2 separate regions of the Homo sapiens genome follow, and region 1 is linked to region 2. A link is a contact called in ENCODE Hi-C or POLR2A ChIA-PET data. All regions are on one chromosome and are shown on one strand. The core of a region is the stretch at or near the end of the contact, and the rest is flanking DNA. Distances in the headings are between cores, read along the strand shown. Region 1 holds the start of GNPTAB (N-acetylglucosamine-1-phosphate transferase subunits alpha and beta). Region 2 holds the start of LTA4H (leukotriene A4 hydrolase).

Evidence for each region. Hi-C counts contacts between places; a loop is a spot of excess contacts on that map. ChIA-PET counts read pairs that join two places held with the same protein, here RNA polymerase II (POLR2A). Pooled maps may share reads with other maps.
Region 1: a map of CD8-positive, alpha-beta T cell shows a loop between it and region 2 (20-fold over the local background). The contact joins the promoter of GNPTAB here to the promoter of LTA4H in region 2. A Hi-C loop is called at or near these places in 1 of 168 maps with a recorded cell type or tissue (CD8-positive, alpha-beta T cell) and 5 of 50 pooled maps. POLR2A ChIA-PET finds 5 or more read pairs at or near these places in 1 of 52 experiments (OCI-LY7).

Annotation. Positions count from the first base shown.
Region 1 is chr12:101,828,663-101,832,650 of GRCh38, forward strand. It overlaps GNPTAB (N-acetylglucosamine-1-phosphate transferase subunits alpha and beta), which reads right to left and starts at 2,297. Exons shown (of 21, transcript NM_024312.5): 1 at 1,897-2,297. The coding sequence starts at 2,013. RefSeq lists silencers at 1,429-1,723, 2,080-2,479.
Region 2 is chr12:96,032,699-96,037,013 of GRCh38, forward strand. It overlaps LTA4H (leukotriene A4 hydrolase), which reads right to left and starts at 2,889. Exons shown (of 19, transcript NM_000895.3): 1 at 2,663-2,889. The coding sequence starts at 2,821. TRD-GTC2-8 (tRNA-Asp (anticodon GTC) 2-8) reads left to right here and starts at 3,323; the gene lies at 3,323-3,394. RefSeq lists enhancers at 184-353, 1,988-2,077, 2,668-3,087, 3,528-3,577, 3,598-3,647 and a silencer at 2,518-2,617.

The DNA.
Region 1 (3,988 bases), core at 1,047-3,546, 5.8 Mb after region 2:
TTGGGTGACAGTGTGAGACTCCATCTCAAAAAACAAACAAAAAAAAAAGCACAGCTCTGAGCCAGCCTGGCTTGGTTTGAAGCCCAGCTCTGCCACAAATTAGCTGGATTCTAATGCAAATGCATCCATTTCATCACCTATAAAATGGTTATAATAATAGCACCTATCCCACAGGGGTGATGTTGTGAGGATTAAATCAGTTAACATATGTAAAGCAATTAAGAGAGTGCCTGATACCTGTTAAGACCAATATAAGTATTAGCTATTATTATGATCATTATCAACTGGAGTCAGCAATCAAGGCCAAATCTGCCTAATCATGCAGCTCCTCTTTTCCATTATGCCTTACAAGTTAACCACAGGCCAGCTGCCTTCACCTCTCATGACACCTGTTGGCACTGTCTGCCTCTCATTTCTCTTGTCTGTTCCAAACCTTATGATCTGTGGCCATTTCAGGACTGCAACAAAATGTCTCTCTTTTGGTAAACAGCCAAGCATGGAATGAAAGCAAAAAGAAAAGGATATAAAATGAAAAATTCGGGCCAGGTGCGGTGGCTTACACCTGTAATCCCAACACTTTGGGAGGCCAAGGCAGGCAGATCACTTGAGGTCAGAAGTTTGAGACCAGCCTGGCCAACATAGTGAAACTCCATCTCTACTAAAAATACAAAAATTAGCTGTGCATGGTGGTACGCGCCTGTAGTCCCAGCTACTCAGGAGGCTGAGGTAGGAGAATTTCTTGAACCTGAGAGGTAGAGGTTGCAATGAGCCGAGATGGAGCCACTGCATTCCAGCCTGGGCAACAGAGCAAGACTCTGTCTCAAAAAAATAAAATAAAATGAAGAATTCTAACACCTGATGCCTTTAAGTCATCTTCACACTGCATGGGACTTAATAAACAGTTAACTCAAAATTAATCAAGGCCAAAAAAATCACACAAAAGCAATAAGGCACCTAACTACACACAGATACATTAAGTTGCAACACATGAAACAAAGACGAGCAAGTACTATAATATTAAGTACATATTTCACACTTACAAATCTGGAGCTTTCTCACCCTTATGGTAAGACATTTTTTCCCAGCCTCTAGAACCAAGAACTACTAAAAAAGTACATGCTCAGAATTCATGCCATATAATTTAGCCATTAAACAAACACTTGCACTGCATTCTCTGGCAGTACCTGGCACTGTGCTTGGGCCAGGGTTACAGTATTTACAGACAGCACCTTCTCTTACGGAGCTTACAATCCAGCATGGGTAAAGACTTCAAGCAAATGTATACTGTGGCATTTCTAAAAACTACTCTGTTAAATTTTAAAACCTTTTGTAACCTCCTACCAAAAAAAAAAAAAAAAAAGAAAAAGAAAAAAACTAAAACTAAGGAACAGATTTCAAACCACTTAAAAATACAGCTTTCCTCCCCGTTGCTAAAAGTGGCTTTCTTGGGCCAGGTGCGGTAGCTCATGCCTGTAACCCCAGCACTTTAGAAAGCCAAGAAGGGAGGATCACTTGAGCCCAGGACTTCCAGACCAACCTGGGCAACATAGGGAGACCTCCGTCTCTATTTTTAAAAAACGGTGGGCGAGGGAGCAATATCTAAAATCACATACATGCCTTTTTCCAGTTCTGACTTGCTCATAGTCTCTGCACACGTTTATGATAAAGAATACTGTATTTGGCCGGGAGCGGTGGCTCACGCCTGTAATCCCAGCACTCGGGGACGCCGAGACAGGGCGATCGCCTGAGCTCAGGAGTTCGAGACCAGCCTGGGCAACATGGCAAAACCCCGTCTCTAATAATGAAAAAATACATACTGTATCGGGGCATCGCGGGGCACGGCGAGGGCAGTGCAGGGTCGAGGCGCCCGGTCCAGGCTGCGGCGCCGCTACTCACCTCTCCGAACTGGAAGGCGGAGACGATGGTGACAACGACGCCCAAGAAGCACACGTAGAGCCCATACCTGTGGGACAGGCAGGTATAGGTCTGTCTCTGCAGGAGCTTGAACAGCATCACCCCTTCACCGCCACGCCACGCCCCGAGGAGCCTGAGCCGCCGCCGCCGCCGCCGCCGCCTCAGCGAGCCGCCATTCAGGGGCCCCGGTCGGGCCGCCGCGCGCAGGTCACAGCCTCCGGGCGCCGCTCATTGCAGCTCCGGCGACGGACGCCCGCTCGGCTCCGCGCCGCGGCCGCCGCTTCCGGGAGCCGGGAGCCCACGCCCTCGGCGCGGCGGAGGCGGACCTGCGGCCGGCGAGGCGGCCGGCGCCGCCCGGGTCTGGCCGGGCGAGAGGCGGCTGCGGCGGCGGCGGGGTCTCCAGCGCCACCTGGAGGACGGAGGGGCATAGGGAAGGTGCGCGCCCTCCCCACCTGCGCTTGCGCAGCGGGCCCTGAGGGCTGGGCTGGGAGGGGCGGAGCTGAGCTGGGATCCACTTACCCGGTTGGGCAGGCGACCAAGAGAAAACTGCCCCCTGCGTCGAGACTGTGCCATAGACGGTACTATAATGCCATGAATATTTTTGTGCATAAAACCTTCTCTGCACTTAGCATTCTCTGCAGAGTGCTAAAAGGAGATGCTGTATGTGGCTCCTTTCCTCCAACCCCCAACTATATTGTTTGAAAGAGGAAACCTTTGGGTTAAATCTGCCAAAACCGAATTTCGTTCATTCATTTAGTCGTTAAATATGTAATTTGTGCCTGTTAGGTGGCATAGTGCTTGGTGTCAGGTATTCAAAAATGAACTAGACCTGGCTACTGTTCTCAGAGAGTCTAGTGGGGGAGATAAACATGTAAACCACTAAATACAAGAGTTGTTATGATAGAAATCATGCGATGAACTGGAGGGGAACCAGCTCAGGGGTGGCCAGGTAATCCGACTTTGACAGCAGGTTTTTCCCACGAGATCCTTTCCTTGGTGCCTCTGATTTACGAAAGGGAGATCTTTTTCTTAATCCCAATGCACCCTAGTCAATAAGATTTTTTTCCTAGTCACCCTGGGAAACAATACACTTATCTAATGTTGCCATCATTCAAAGCATTTTTAAAAATATCTTGGGAACCAGCTTCAGGAAATACTCAAATTCGCACCCTCAGTTTGATGGTCAGGTGGAATTAACAGACTTGCAAAAGGGGTTAGCTTCACTCCAATCCAAGGCAAGATTTTTTACACTTTGCAGTCACTTCTTTTAATCCTTCTTTTAAAAAAGATGATTGATATATGCTATATGTACATGGCAAAAGATTATTGCAGTTGTACAAGACACATATAGTTCTGAGGTCTTTTCAAGCATGATAACAGATCTGAGGACTTAATCAGAAGGGGTAAAAAAGCATGGTAACAGATATAAAAACATCTGCCACTCAACAGGACTCTCAGGATAATGGCCAACATTTATGTAGCATCTGCCATGTGCCCAGCTCATCTAATCCTCACAATAATCTTATAATGGAGATACCATTATTATCCCCATTCTACAGATCAAGAAACTGTGATGAAAAAAAGTAACTATCTAACATCACACAAATAGTAAATGACAGAATTGAGATTTGAACCAGGTACTTAGGCTGTAGAACAGGGCCAAGATTAGGGGAAGGTACTGTGAAATGAGTCATGCAAGTTTGGAGTGAGATTCTGTCTTTGTTTATAGTTTTGATATCGGGGCTGGGTGTGGTGGCTCATGCATGTAATCCCAATACTTTGGGAGGTCAATGTGGGAGGATAGCTTGAGCCCAGGAGTCTGGGAGCCCAGAAGTTTGAGACCAGCCTGGGTAACAGACCCTGTTCCTATTAAAATAAAAAAAAAATTTAAAACGTAAAATAAAACATAAAGTTTGGGTGTTTTGCTTTTCATGGATATTCTTCAGTAATGTTTTTTGTTTTTTTTGTTTTTTGGGTTTTTTTTTTTTTTTTGAGACAGAGTCTTGCTCTGTTGCCCAGGCTGGGTTGCAGTGGCGTGATCTCAGCTCACTGCAACATCCGCCTCCTGGCTTCA
Region 2 (4,315 bases), core at 1,639-4,138:
ACATTATTATAATTCCAGGCTCTAATTTGCTAAACAGACATGCCAACCAGAAATCACTATTTTAAAATCTTACTTTTCTCTAGATTTGGGGAATGTAAAAACAATGAGCAGATTTTTAGATTGGGACATTCTTTTCAAAATTTAAACATCCTGACTCTTGCTTACTTATAGAACAGAGATAAAGTTTTTATTCTACAAAAGTGATGAGAACACATGGATACACAGTGGGGAACACACACTGGGGCTTACTGGAGGGTGGAGGGTAGGAGAAGGGAAAGGATCAGGAAAAGTAACTAATGGGTACTAGGCTTAATACCTGGGTGACAAAATAATCTGTACAACAAACCCTCATGACACAAGTTTACCTATGTAACAAACCTGCACATTTGAAGTACACCTGAACTTCAAATAATAAATTTTTTAAGTTTTTATTTTACAAAACAAAGGTAAGTGTGAGGTCACATTAAGCAGCAAAAAGCTATAAAAATTTTCATTCTTTTACTTTTATCAGCATAGTTTATAATTTAATTTTTTTAAATAAAGGTGAAGAACAAGAACTTTCCAGTTAACTAAGAGCTTTGAGTGGGTTTGGGGCTTAGTCAAGGTTTTATTATATCTTAAACCAATTGGAATATTTCTTCTGAAATATATGTTGCAGCTAAAGATTCAAGGAAGAATTTGCTGTTCATATATTAGAAAAACCTCTTTAAATTTCTTCCACTAGCGACCTCGGTTTTGGTTTGCAATTATTCACATCTGAACACAAGTGTCCTGAATTGCTTAATTTTTAAATCTCTAGTACTTTTGAATGTAGGACGTATAAACTCATGTTCAAATATGGCAGTCTCACAGTGTGGTTTTTCTTTTTTTATTATTATACTTTAAGTTCTGGGGTACATGTGCAGAACGTGCAGGTTTGTTACATAAGTATACACATGCCATGGTGGTTTGCTGCACCCATCAACCCGTCAGCTACATTAGGTATTTCTCCTAATGCTATCCCTCCCCTAGGCCCCTACCCCCAACAGGCCCTGGTGTGTGATGTTCCCCTCCCTGTGTCCATGTGTTCTCATTGTTCAACTCTCACTTATGAGTGAGAACATGCGGTGTTTAGTTTTGAAACTGCATTGAAATAGGACTTCAGCCCTGCCCAGGCAAAGTTGCTACTGCAATTAAAGATAGCATGGTACTTCAAGAAGACCAAAGTGCGATCTGCAAGGAAATAGATGCCTTCCTGCTTATAATATCTTAATTTTCTTTCTTATGGTACTTTTGTTGATTACCTATCAGTACATAGAGGAATCGACCTATTTTTCAAATCAATCAGTTTAGCAAAATGTTGAGGGATGAAGAGTAAGAAAGTAAGTACTTATTAGTTCATATTAATGAAATCAAAATTCAGATCCTTCCTACACAAGTAGGAAAAAGAGGCCTGAAAGCCACCAATTCTTATCTGCCCGATCTGATCTGATTGCTTATTGATGTGCTTTAGTAGATTTCACCATGCTACACTGTGTAAAATACACATGTAGCATCCTGCCCTGGTGAAGAAGCCGAATTTGGCTGTCTTTTCATGACCCTCTTATTTTTAAAATGATCTTCTATGAAATTCTTCAGGTGAAAGGTACCTTCAGATGAAAGGTATAAACCAAATACTATTGGGCAATTTGAGCAAGAACATTAAATATAGGTTATGATACAGATAAAATCATTGAATAATATTCCATGAATCTACAACCTTTCTTCATTCCAATGGTTATAGAGTTTGTAGAAGTATGTGTTTTCTAAGTGAAATAACTACTTGGCTCCTTGGAACCAACTATTAAAAAAGCGTATTGAATCATCCTTAGAAAATTTGAACGTCCCATCCGTTCTTAAATTATTAGAAGAAAGTTGATAAGATTAAAAAGTAGAAAGGACCCTGAAGAGAGAGAGCTGCGCCTAGAGTTAGCAAGCAGGGACTGTTAGTTTCAAAGTAGGGCGGAAAGAAGAGGCCTGCCCGGCCGGGGCTGGAAATCCTAAGAGGCTTGAGAACGACTAGCAGGGAGATCCAGGGAACTAGGAGGGAGACGGATGGGTGGTGCCCTGCAGACCTGTGGATTGAAATAAGTGTTCCCGGGAGGCAACCGTGGGATCAGGGATCGACAGGACATGGGATCTGAGACTTGGGTGAGATTGTTGACTGAGGAAGGTGCCCAGGGGGCTGGGAAAAGTCTGGGGCCTGAAGAAGGGGGTTCTGGGCCGCAGGCCGAAGCAATGGGGAGGCCATGGAGTAATTAGAGCCAGGAACTAAAATTATGGGGGCTACTGCAAAGATGACACCTAAGGGCTGGGTGAGTTGAGAGGAGTGGACGAGGCGCTGGATGTGCCCAGGGACCTCGGAGAGAGGATCCAGGCGAGGGGCGGAGGAGACATACGTATAAGTGGGGGCTGAGGGAAGGGATGCAGAGGCGTAAGCGGGGTTGAGAAGGGGTGCTGTGAGAGATCTGGGGGCTGAAGTGCACAACATGAGTTGGATGGAGGCTACAGAAGAGCAGACGGGGACGTGGGGCTAGGCAGGGGCCGCGGCGGGGTGAGCCGGAGATCCGGGAGCCCGCAAGGACTAGGGTCGAGGGGCAGGGAGCCCGGGAGAGGCGGGCACTGGGCAGGCGCCCCACTGTACCAGGCTGCGCAGATTGTCCTCCTGAGACTGGACCGTGAGAGCAGCAGTCCCGGTCAGCGTCCGGCGAGTAAAGTCGACGCTGCAGCGCAGGTGCAGGTGCTTGGTCCGGCAGACGGAAGCCGGAGAGGCCAACGAACAGGTATCCACTATCTCGGGCATGGCTCTGGGGGATCACACAGCACAGCGACCTACAGCCCAACGCTCAGCTACCAGACTCGTCGATAGAGAACCTGAGGAGGAGGGAGAGAGGTAAAGAAGAGGAGGAGGGATTCGCGGTGCACGCCGGGAAAGGAAGTTTCTTAAAGTCAGACGAGCGTTGGGGGATGGGTGAAGGAACTACAAGTTCCATGGTGCCGCGCGGCAAGCGGGCGCTTGGCTACCTGGGAGCGTGTGTGTTAGGGATGTTGAGGGGGACCAAGCGTGCTCCTGGAGCTGAAGAAGAGGAGGGGAGTAGGGGCAGTTAGAAGGGTGGCCGAAGGGAAATGATGAGAATGGAGGGGGAGATAAAACTGAACACTACCATTTTGGCTCTGTTCAACTTTCGTGGAAGCTGTGGTGGCAAACGTAAGAAAATCAGGTTCATTGGTGTTTGCATATAGCGAGGGCGGGGCGGAGCAAAAACGTAGAAAAGGCCTATCAGAAGGCTTTCTTTCGTGCGGTTCCTCGTTAGTATAGTGGTGAGTATCCCCGCCTGTCACGCGGGAGACCGGGGTTCGATTCCCCGACGGGGAGGCACAGTAATTGTTTTTTGTTTTTAGCTGTAAGTAATTCAAGGTTTAAACAGTTGTTTTGTCAGTTTCAGTGTTTATTATGTATATCCCCAGAACCTGCATCTCTCAAACGGAGAAAGCCAACATTCCCATCTTAGAAACTAATGAATTTCTATAAAAGTTATGCACTGGTCGCAATGGGAGTACAGAGCTGGGACATCTAGCTCAGCTCTGGGGCCTTTGTGGCAGGTGAAGGAGGATTGAAGGATGCCTTGCCTTTAGGGTGGGGCCTCAAAATTAAAACTGGAAAAATTGGAAGAGGCTAGGTTTCGAAGGACCTTAAATAGGTGGCCTTTTAATCCTGGGTGCATTAATGGGGGACCCACTGAAGAGTTTTCAGCAGGCGACTGATAAAGCATGGTCAGACTCATGTTATAAAATGCGGTATCAAAACCATTAGCAGGAGATTTAGGAAACTATTAAAATGGCTCAATCAGAAGATGCTGGGGGCCTGACATAGGTAAGTAGTAAGTTAGGATAGAGAGGAAGGAATGAATAGAAGGAATACTTATATAAGTGGATTCACAGATTGAGAGGAGACGAAGGTGGCCCAGGCTTTCGGCTTCAGTGGCTGGCTAGTCATTAACCAGAGGTAGTAGTCTATATGAAGAGGACAGTATGTTAGGCTGTACTTGCATTGCTATAAATACCTGAGACTGGGAAGAAAAGGGGTTTAATTGGTTTACAGTTACGCAGGCTGTACAGGAAGCATAGCTCCAGTATGCTTCCAGGTAGGCCTCAGGAAGCTTACAATCATGGCAGAAGGTGAAGAAGGGGCAGGCCTCTACATGGCCCGAGCAAGAGCAAGAGATTGCGGGGCCGGTGCCACACACTTAAACAATCAGATCCCACAAGACACTGTGGCGAGGACAGCACCAGGCCA